2 separate regions of the Mus musculus genome follow, and region 2 is linked to region 1. A link is a contact called in ENCODE Hi-C or POLR2A ChIA-PET data. All regions are on one chromosome and are shown on one strand. The core of a region is the stretch at or near the end of the contact, and the rest is flanking DNA. Distances in the headings are between cores, read along the strand shown.

Evidence for each region. A loop is a pair of places that touch in the nucleus more often than their neighbours do. ChIA-PET counts read pairs that join two places held with the same protein, here RNA polymerase II (POLR2A).
Region 2: a loop to region 1 is called in a map of heart, with 4 times the contacts of the local background. The contact joins the enhancer-like site here to the promoter of Hivep2 in region 1. A Hi-C loop is called at or near these places in 11 of 37 maps with a recorded cell type or tissue (Patski, T-helper 17 cell, gastrocnemius and 2 more). POLR2A ChIA-PET finds 5 or more read pairs at or near these places in 1 of 5 experiments (Patski).

Annotation. Positions count from the first base shown.
Region 1 is chr10:13,963,537-13,968,747 of GRCm38, forward strand. It overlaps Hivep2 (human immunodeficiency virus type I enhancer binding protein 2), which reads left to right and starts at 2,843. Exons shown (of 9, transcript NM_010437.2): 1 at 2,843-3,161.
Region 2 is chr10:14,016,219-14,021,287 of GRCm38, forward strand. All of the region lies in intron 1 of Hivep2 (human immunodeficiency virus type I enhancer binding protein 2), which reads left to right. Among named protein-coding and RNA genes, the nearest start is that of Hivep2, 52 kb to the left of the region's middle. Within about 2 kb of position 1,718, at least 2 of the 3 ENCODE cell types and tissues checked have a DNase peak (open chromatin) inside an H3K27ac peak, as active enhancers do; they include heart and left cerebral cortex, where a contact is called at or near this core.

The DNA.
Region 1 (5,211 bases), core at 1,593-4,092:
AGACAAAGCAATCATTGAAAAAATGTCGAAGATTGATTAGAGACAATGTTTCCAGTGGTCCTTCCATTGTAGGATCAGAGAACTTCTTAACTGTTTATAAATTGCCTCCCTTTAAAAGTATGTATTTCAATGACTCATTTACCTGCATATAGTCACAATATCCTACTTTCTTTAGCCTTTTAAAATGTGGTTAAGTTTTCAACTAATATTCACTTCACCAAAGCAAAGCTGCCTGCTACTCTCTCTGTTTGCTCAATTTCTGAGTGCTTGGGCAGCTGCTCTGTTGTGTTTGCTGAAAAGAAATTGGATTCTTAAAGAAACGGAGTAATCTTCTCTATTAAGCAATTAAATAAAACGGACTTTTAGCGTGTGGACATGAAAGTGGGAGAAAGAGGGAGAGTGTGGGGGTGGAACTTTTTAAAAATCACATTTGGATTTTAAAAGATGTAACTTAAAATGATGCTTGGTAGATTTTTTTTTTCTATTAAGGCTTTCTAGTTTAAGGCAACGGGCAGCTGAATATCAAGGAACTTACACAATGAAAGGAGAGGTTGCTTAAATGGAAGCAGGCCGAGTTTGAGATCCATTTAAACACACACACACACACACACACACACACACACACACACACACACACACACACACACACAGAATTAAGTTTATTGCATATCTCCAACTTTTCTTCTTCCAAAAGCGACTAAAAGTGCATTTTGTAGAGTTGCTCTTCACAGCAATGCTGTCACAACATGGGGACTCTCATAATACTGTTTATAGGTCAAAACCAAAACCAAAACCAAAACGAAACCAAAGGCGTTTTTCTCCAACTCATTAAAGAGGCGGCCCTTCCTTTTTAATATATTCACTTGTAATGAGAAGGGTAGCGATTTTTTTTTTTAATGTCTTGACATTCGGTAACTGTGAAAACTGTGAATGGAAACCTAAAACATCTTAGTTATTATCTGCCTTAAAGCAGAACCAGAGTTCAAGTCTCAGGCCCGGAATTCCAGAGGCTAATTTCCACCCCTCCCACGGAGTCACCTGCTCCGGGGGAACCCCGGCCAGAAAGCCGGGTCGCGCCAGGTCAAATCTTGTGCGTCTCTTGTTTACTCCGCCCCGGGCAGGGCGGCGGCGCGGACAGGCGGGTGGGGAGAGGGTGCTACGGCCCCGGGAGCTCCTGAACGCTCGAATCCAAAGAGTGGGCGGCGCGCGGTCGAGCTCCGTGGAGAGCCCACCCGGAGGAGGCGCTCCGGGCGCCGGCACCGCCCAGAAGCCAGTGTCTGCGCTCCAGCGCAGCGACCTCTTGGGAACCTCCCTTGAGGGTGCACACGAGTCCACACACGCTGGGTAACGGCCCGAGGGAGCCCCGGTGTCCCCCGGGTGTTGCCGGGCTGGGGAGGAAGCCAGAGTCCCGGCCCCTACTCGCTTGGGATTCCCTTCCCCTCCCCCAGCCCCGCCCAGCTCTCCCAGGGCTGGGTGTGATTTCAGTCCCTAGCAGAGAACCAGAAGCGCGCAGCTGGAGGTGGCAGCTCGCCCCCTTTCCCCCGCTCGGCCCCCCAGGAAGCCGGCAGCTGCTCCCCGCACCGCTGCCCTAGCCTATTTGAATACCCAGACGAGGGCGGGCGGCTTCCTGAGCAGGGTGCACCCGGGGCGCCCTGGGGAGTGACCCCGGGGAAAGCAATTGGGGCGTTTCGAGCTCGTGAAAACTTCGTGCTTCCGCCCCGGCACGGAAAATGCTAGTGAAACACACTGTGAGCTCCAGGGGCTGCAACATAATTCCCCACCACCACCCGAATTGTTAACAAAATCGTGAGTGCAGCTGGAGGGTGAAGAGGCGAGAAATCCTTGGTACGCGGGCAAAATGTAAGGATCCCACAGATCACAAGGAACCAGTACGTGGGAAAGGGGGCTAGAGAGGGAAGGGAATGGGCGCGAAGGAGGTTTCCACACCCTAGTAGGAAATTCTCAGACCGCTCCAGACTCGCCAGTGTTTCTGCGTGGCAAGCCGATACCCGCTCTCAGCGGAGATCTCGGCTCCGAGGCAAGAGAGCGCGACCGCGACCTTCCCTCCCCGCGCGCCCGCATCAGGGCCAGTCCGGGTCGCACATCCTTCGCCCCGCTGGCCTGCTCCAGACTGGTTTTTCTGGTTCAGCCTCCCTCCCAGGGACGCGCTGGGGGATCCGATGACGTCGCTGGCTGAGTCTCTCCCTCTTCCTCCCTCCCTCCCCTCTCCCCCGCCCGCCCTCGCCGCGCACTCCTCCTAGTAACTTCTGTTCGGGGAGGCGCTGCCAGGAATAACCCGGTGCGTCCACAGCCCGGAGGGGAGGTGGCCGCTGCGGCTCCCGCACGCCGACAAACTGCGGCCCGGGTCCTGCGGCTCAAGCCCCAGCCTAGCGGCCCTGGCCCCCGCCCTGGCTCCATCTCCTAACAGTGTCCGAAAATAAATAAATATATAAATAAAGACAAGAGGAGCCTGGGCTGGCGGTGGGGATCGCCTCCCTCCCTCCTCCCTCCCTCCACGCCCGCCCTCCCTCTGTCCTTAAGGAAATGCTACCAGACACCCCCCACCAGACACGCTCAGCCTGGGCGAGGAGCAGCCGCCGCAGCAAGAACAAGGGCACCGGGGGGCTTTCCTCCCCTCCTCCTCTCTCTCCTCTTCCTCCTCCTGCGCTGCGGTGACTTTACAGGTGAGCGGCCGCCGCGGCTGCGAGGATCCCCCCCACCGCCCGCCGCGTCGCGCCCTCCTTCGGCCGCTGTCACCCGGACTGCCGGGAGCTGACAGCCGCCCGAGGGGCTCGCGGCCGGGAGGCTGGCGGCCGGCGGGAGGCGGGCTGGAGGTGAGGGGGTGGAGAGCTGGAGAGCGGGGCGCCGCCGTGCGCTGTCTCTCCCCGGTGGAGGAGGGTCTCCGCAAAAAGAGAAAGAAAAAGGAAAAAGAAAAAAAAAAAAAGACATCTTCGGTGACTGTGGCACAAGTATTTGCCAAGTTGAGTCTTGGACATTGAAGCTTGCCCGGAGCCCGAGCAACTTGAAAGGTCCTCTGGCTGGGTAGCAGCCTCCCTCCACGCTTCGACTCTTGGGTACTGGGTGCAGCCCTGGGGTGCGTGGAGGGCGCACCGGCCGCTGGCAGAGCAGAGCGGCGGGAATCTAGGTCCCTTCTCGGCTCGGTAAGTGGCCTCGGTTCTGTGTTTTTCCTGCCTGCACCAGAGATCGAGCTTGTTTCACTTTACCCTGAAATCGCCTTCGCCCAACTCCATCGCCCCCTTCGCGGCGCGCGCCCCCGGCCGCTTTCCTGGTGGCCCAGGGGTAAGGGTCGGAGGAGGCGGGGATGGGGGAGACCTAAGCAAGGGGGGGGGGGTCGGGCGCATTAGGAAATGCGGGGAATACCCTGGCCGAGGTTCTATGCAGATGAGGGGAGGCTGCTTTGCGTAATGTCCTGGGGGGAGGGGGCCGCGCGGGAGCGCTGGAGGCAGGAATGTGCCTGGTTACTAATGAGGGACGTGCACCGGCGCGCACCGCCGGGCCACCGCTGCGGCTGCCGCGGCCGGCGGTCCGTTGTCAAGTAGCGGGGGAGGGGGCGCGGCGCGGCGCGGGGCTGGGGGCGGTGCGGGCGGGAGGGCGAGCGGGCGAGCGGACGGCAAGGGCCGGGCTGCCGGCCTGCGGCCGAGCGAGCGCAGCGGAGGCGCTGGCGCTGGGCATTTCTGTGACTCCTTTCTCCTCCCGAGCGAGGAAGGAAGGAAGGAGAGAAGGAAGGAAGGAAGCGAAGAAGGAGGGGACTGTCTCCATGGAAGGTTCAGGCGGAGGCGCCCTCGCCTTGCGGGTGCACCGGCCGCAGAGCGGCTCCAGCCGCCGCCGGCTGGCCCCCGGCGCTTGGAGACGGGTGGGGGCGGATTGCATGCTTGTTTGTGCTTCTGGTCGGGGGATCGGGAAGAAACATGTGTGTTTGGGCAGTGCACCGCGAGGAGCTGGGTCTGCGCCTTTATGTCTGTTCCCTGAAGTGGGTGGAACGTTGGCCCGTTCCGGGAATGTTCCATGACGTGGTGCAGCCACAGGAAGGGGGTTAACGAGGGGCTCTCTGCCGCGGCGGCTCTGCTGGCTGCTATCAAAGCAGATGTGCTGCTGCCGCCGCACCTCTCACCTCCCTTCACCCCCAACCCCCTCCTTTCCATTCTGTGCGTCTGGTGCTGGTAGGGCTAAGACAGGAAAACATAGCGTCTATGTATGTGTGTGTGTGTGTGTGTGTGTGTGTGTGTGTGGTGAGGGTGATGTGTCTGTCGTATTTGGTGGGGGAACGACTCCAGATCAGCCTTGCCATCCCAGCTGTTATCACAGATCGGTGCGCTTTATACGCATGTGCCTCCCGCGTCCTGTCCCTCTTACATAACATATCCAGTGCAGCAGAGGACAGGAGAAAATGCGACCCCAACCCTCCACGCTCAGTCTCTGTGGAGGCTAGAAGGTCGGAGAGGGTCTCTGGATGTTGTGCTGCAGGGATGCGGCTCCCAGTGGGGAAGAGACCGAGGGGAAGCAGGGTCTCTTGTAGTGGTTCCTCAGTCGCCTACTTGAAAGCATCTAAGTGCAAAGGACTGCAGGAACTAGTCCTCTGAATGCGAAAGCTTTTGACTTGCGTCGCCAAGGGAAAGTGGGCGCTCTCACCTCGGAGACGCAGAGAAGAGAAAGGGTCTGTAATACAGTCGCCTGGAGGAGACCCGCAGAAACGTGCTTGGGCTGAGAACAGAGGGCAGAGGGGTTAGCATAGAGGCGACCAGAGGAATCTCTTGATAATAGGTTACACTGGAAACCCCAGGACACCTGTAATGGCTTAGAATTCACACAGGAAGCTGTGTGTGCAACTGACATTGCAAAACCCTTATGCTCTGCACAGTTATTTAGGCCTAAAATGAACACAGAGAGGCTTGCTTCCGGTCCTTTCATTATAATAGAAAAATTGAACTGATTTTTTTCGTTCTTCCTTTTCTGCCATTTTAAAAATAACTCTATTTAAAAACTATATTGGTACTTTCTTCCACTTCCAAAGCAAGACTTCAATAACTCACAGGAGGGCTGTTTTTGTTTCTTCTTCTTCTTCTTCTTCTTCTTCTTCTTCTTCTTCTTCTTCTTCTTCTTCTTCTTCTTGTCAATGCAGAGTCCTTTTCGAGGGCTATTTTTTTCTCTTCAGCAGTTTCTTTTGCCTGAATAATCAAACCCAGAAATTAC
Region 2 (5,069 bases), core at 468-2,967, 52 kb after region 1:
CATCTTATTATTTTTTGTTTGTTTCTTAAATTTTCTTTATTGTTTATTAAAAAAAAAAAAACCAAACAGTGGAATTCTGTAAAAGGAGGACTTATCATGGCCTCACAGCTTATACAGATGCTAATGCTTGAGCTGTTTAGACCGCTGCAATATGGATGACTTAACCGGTAGAAGTGCACATGTGTTTCTCCCACATTGCTTAGTGATTCTCAACTAGGGGGCACCCGTGAACGTTTCCGGTTAGGTTCCTTAAACTAGGCCACATACTGTTGACACATATGCATAGGAGAGAAATTCGAGCACTCTGTGAAAAATCTTTGAACTAAAAATAATTTTCACCTGTATTTATAGCCCTGCTATCATACTTGAGGAAAGTGGTGAAGAGCTTACCAGTAGAGAAAGGTGTCACCTTTGCTGTTCCAGAGAAGTCAGATACTTCTAAAACAAAAGCCCGCAATGCTCTGTCAGAGTGACAGTCTTGTTGCTAAGAGCCCTTTGCTAGTCGTGTAGGCAGGGCAGCCAGTAACATCAGGTACTGAGATCAACTCTATCACAGATCCCTTCTGTGTGGCTGATAAATTTGCATGACAACAGTGGAAATCTGCATTATTCGGAGAATCGCCAAGTAAGGCTAACAAGGAGGAGGACATAGCAAGCAGGCGAGGTGTTCAAATCCTGAGGCTGAATTTTAGGGTCTGTGATAGCCAGTTTCCTTCATTGTTCGCCGTAGGAAACTTGGAGGGGAACATTTTTAGATATTCAGATAGAAAATATGTCAAAATCCAGCCTTTTCTGATCTGCAAGCTGCACATATGTTTGAGTAGGATGGGAAAGGAACAAATAACTTGAATTATTATTATAATTGTGATACACGTAAAAAGATATTTTTCTCCTCATAAAACAACAACAACAACAACAACAACCTAACAATCCAGGCTTTATGCCATCATTAATATTTTGTCACTTGCTTGGTTAAGATCTCATCATTTCTTATTTTCATGCACCCATTTGTTGAACAGTGGTCATGCTCATGAGCTATTAATCTTAATGAGCACATAAATGTTCCACATGTAGCAGGTGTATGTAACACACACCATAATTATTCCTATAAATGATCCAACCACTTCTGAACAATTATAACCGCAAAGACAGGGAGCAGAATGTCAGCTTCTGTGGTGTACCTTGTTATTAAGTTTTATTCCACTTAAAAGCATGTTTTCCAGAGACAAAAGATTCACAACTGCAGTTTGTACTATTTTCCTACCTTCAGTTGAGGAAACAGCCATGACTATGGATCTCCTGTGGCGACTATGTATCTCCTGTGGTGACTATGTATCTCCTGTGGTGACAATGTATCTCTGGACTGCTTGAGTCTAATGTTCTTAGGCCATGTGTGTTATAAGCAGAAATTGTGCTTTGAAAGTTGTGAGTAGAATTAACAATGCTGTGGCATTTTGTGAGATGGCTGGTTGGTACTGTTTGATGCTTAGAAAGAGATGCTAAAACTTACTAAACAGCTTGTTACGGTGGGAGCATGTTTAAAGCAACTATTCCTGGTTCTGTCTGTTGAACTTAAACTTCAGCCACTTACTGTGGCACATTGACTTCAGGTCTGTTGTAAGAAAGTCTAAATGTAGGCTGTTGAATAATCCCTTTGAGGGCCCTGTGACTATTTTTATGCCTGGATATGCGTCATCAGTGGGTATTTTCTCTGGTGACTCGCTTACATCAGGTCTCCTTCCATACATTCTCCCAGCGAGTGACTTATGATTGATGGGAGCCACGGCTGTTGTTTAGCTTTATCTGTGACCTCAGCGAGTGGACAACAGGAATTTCCAGGCTGTTAAATTCCCTGCATGCCTGAAGACAGGGGCTCACGGTGTTGATCAAGGCAGGTAGTGAGGGATATTATTCACCAGTGATGACGGGGGAGGGACAGAAGAAGAAGGGGGAGGGAGAAAGAGGGGAAGGGAGGGGAATTCCTTTTGTGAACAGCCGAATCCCTGGCTCAGCTCTTTCCTTAGCTCTTCGCTGTGGCTGCCTGTGGGGAAAGGTGCATTTCCGGACCGAGAAAGTGGATAGTTAGAACCCCCGCTGTGGGCAGCTGGGGGAGGAGGGTGGCAACTCTGGGTTGGATAGAGCTGCATAGGATTCTAATTAGTTAAGAGGTTGCCTTTCATATCTGCTGGAAAGATCCATGAGCAGCTGAATTGTTGTTGCTGTTGTTAGCCATGAATAAGAGCAGAGGTTCTAAATTTTAAGATGTTGAGTAGGCACAGTGATAAGAATTTTGTGTTTGAGTTTAGTTGGCTATCCATGTAGCACTGATTTTATTTTTTAACCTGCACCTTATTTTGACAAGCTATGGAGACCTGTGCATTTGTGTATATGTGTGGAGATGAATTATAACTAACACACAGGAATTTTTAATTTGCTTCCTTTCCCACTTTTTTTTTTCTTTCGAACGAATGTAAGATTACTAAACTGTAGCCAGATTGGCCCCAATATCTAAAACGCTGTGTGTGCTCTCCCCCAAATGGTCTGTCTGTCTGTCTCCACACCACTTCTTTCCTCCTCTTTATCTTCCTGTCTTTATCATTTCCTCCTGCTACTTGTTTGCAGAAGTGATTCCCAATTTCCTGTGGCGTGAAGGAAGGCGGGGCTTAAGCAGGTGGGTGGGGGTCACATGTGAGGCAGGGCACACTAGGCTGCCTCTGTGGGTGGCGATCTTTCTGGTGATGATTTTGGTTTCTTTAAATGCCAATTAGACAAAATGTAAACACTCTTTTTACTGAAATGCAATTATAACATTTACTCATTTAGGTAGAATTACTTTTCTGGTCTTTTAAGACGATTTCCACTATGAAAAGAAATTACTGATTTTGCTTACCAATTTTGTTATTTCCCCCACACACCCCTTCCAAAATCAGGGCATTTTCTCTTAATGTAGCATTACCAGTCTTACTGCAACAACTTTCTTGATAGTTTGCTTCCTAGGAACCAAATTAGGAGATAATCTCTGCCTCTGGTACCCTGAGAAAGAAGTGTGGGGTGAAGAAACTGTCTGGAAGTATTTTATTCATAGCTCTTTGGTTTCATTCTGTTCCATGAAGTGGGCATGGGACATTTTGTAATTATTTTTGTCTCTTCCTTTCACATGAGCCTTCCTAATGGCAAAAACCTATCACCTGCCAAGTCATGTTGTTTCAGTTTTGGTCATTTAAAATTCGAATGACTGTAGGAGAAAGAAAGAGAGGCAGGTGCCAGGCAAAGCTCACCTACCCAAACCCTTTCCTTTCCCTTTGAGAACTCGCTCCTTGGAGAAGCAGGGTGACTCACAAGCAAGCAATTTATCGCTTGAAACTTGTGAGAGATTGAAATTCAGAGCTAGGGGTTTTGAGTCATTGGTAATCGAATAAATTAAGCTTCCTTAATGCATCTGATTAGAAAGAAATCACTTAAACATGGGTGAAGCCCTCTTGGTTGATTCCATTGAAGTATCTCCCAGGTGTCACTGGCAACTCGATTTGCTTTTTGAGGAGTGACAGTGTGTGGAAAGATCCATCTGAGGGGTAGGATGCGTCTATTCTCCTGTGCTCTGTGGTGTAGGGGGTGTCCTAAGGAGGTATACAGTTCTCCCTTTCTTCAAAATGAATGTATGCTTTTATGTGGAGGAGTGGGAGCGCAGAACCAAACACGGAGGAGGGCTATGCATTTTTCATTAAAAATACATTTCACAGAAGAATATAATTTGTGTGGGAGGGAATAGCTGCTTGTCCCTTGATTGCATTGTGCTTATGCCATATAAGAACTAGTTGAGTTTCGGCAGGATATCCTCGTTTTTTGTAATCTGATGACGGCTTCTATTTGGAAAAGAGAATATAATTTTGAGGCTGCATGCTGATGGGTAAGAGTAATTGTTCTCTTTTTGGCAGAGCTTAGCATGGAATCTGCTTTGGCATTTTTATAACTATATATGTAGCTCTATCCTTCCTCCTCAGCCCCGCTTTCCCTCTCCCTGGAGGATGATTTCTGTAATCCTCAGTACTGTGACACTCTAAAGGTGTGATGGTATGCGTTTGATGAGCAAACCTAAGTTAGAGCAAGAGCTTGGCTGCAAATGGCCTTTCTGCTAAAGCAGATAGATCCCGAACCCAACCATGAGTGGATTCCATTGTGTACTTGGTTTCTATGGAGACAGTTTCATTGCTTGTCGTCGCTCAGTCTGAGTATAGGGTAAGTGACTGTTTTATCAGCTTGGGTCAGAGCTGCTGAAGGAGGTTCCTGGTTAGTGTGTTCTCTTTACTGGAAGTGAGACTGAAGGAAGAACTCCAGAACGTTATGCGTTCAGCCCATGCTCGCCCCTTGTCTCCCAAAGCAATCCATAAACTAAGAGCACTGAGGGAGTATAGCAACTTTATTTTCTTAGGTAAGGGCACATGACACTTGTGTTGTTTAAGGAATAAGTAGAAACCCCTCAAAGTACCTACAGTTAAGGGTCATAGAATTGACATGTCAGAAAAATCAAGAGACCTGCTTAAGATGGAGCTCATTCTCGGGAAACCGAAGATATTTTGTTTGATAAATGACTCTTCTACTTTCCTGGGCCATTGGCAAGTTCAGTAGGAGGATTCTTTAGTTTTGTGAATTAAGATGCTTTCCACTTCCCATCAGCCATTGCACAGATGAGGACCAGGGAGCACTGTAGACAATTGGTCCCTGTATCTGAAACTACCCATTCTATTGACGGTAACTAGAGGACAGGCTCACTCATAGGGTCTTACCTGGGTTTAGGAGGGTTGAGGAGCTGAAAAGCTCTTACCTCATATGTCTGATGTCATCAGTCAGCATGTAGCATCTTCCTGCAGCCATGATAATGGCAACAAACTGGTACTTGCTTAACAGTATATCTATGTGCACTGTCTTAATTGCCCTAAGCCATGGATTGACAGCGCCTCCCCCGACCCTGGTGACTGGTATTTAGATACACCAGGGTGTACTCATCATTTGAACCAGCAAGCTTTGGAGCTTTTGTCCAGTGGTGACTTCGGGAAAATACTTTTCTCAAG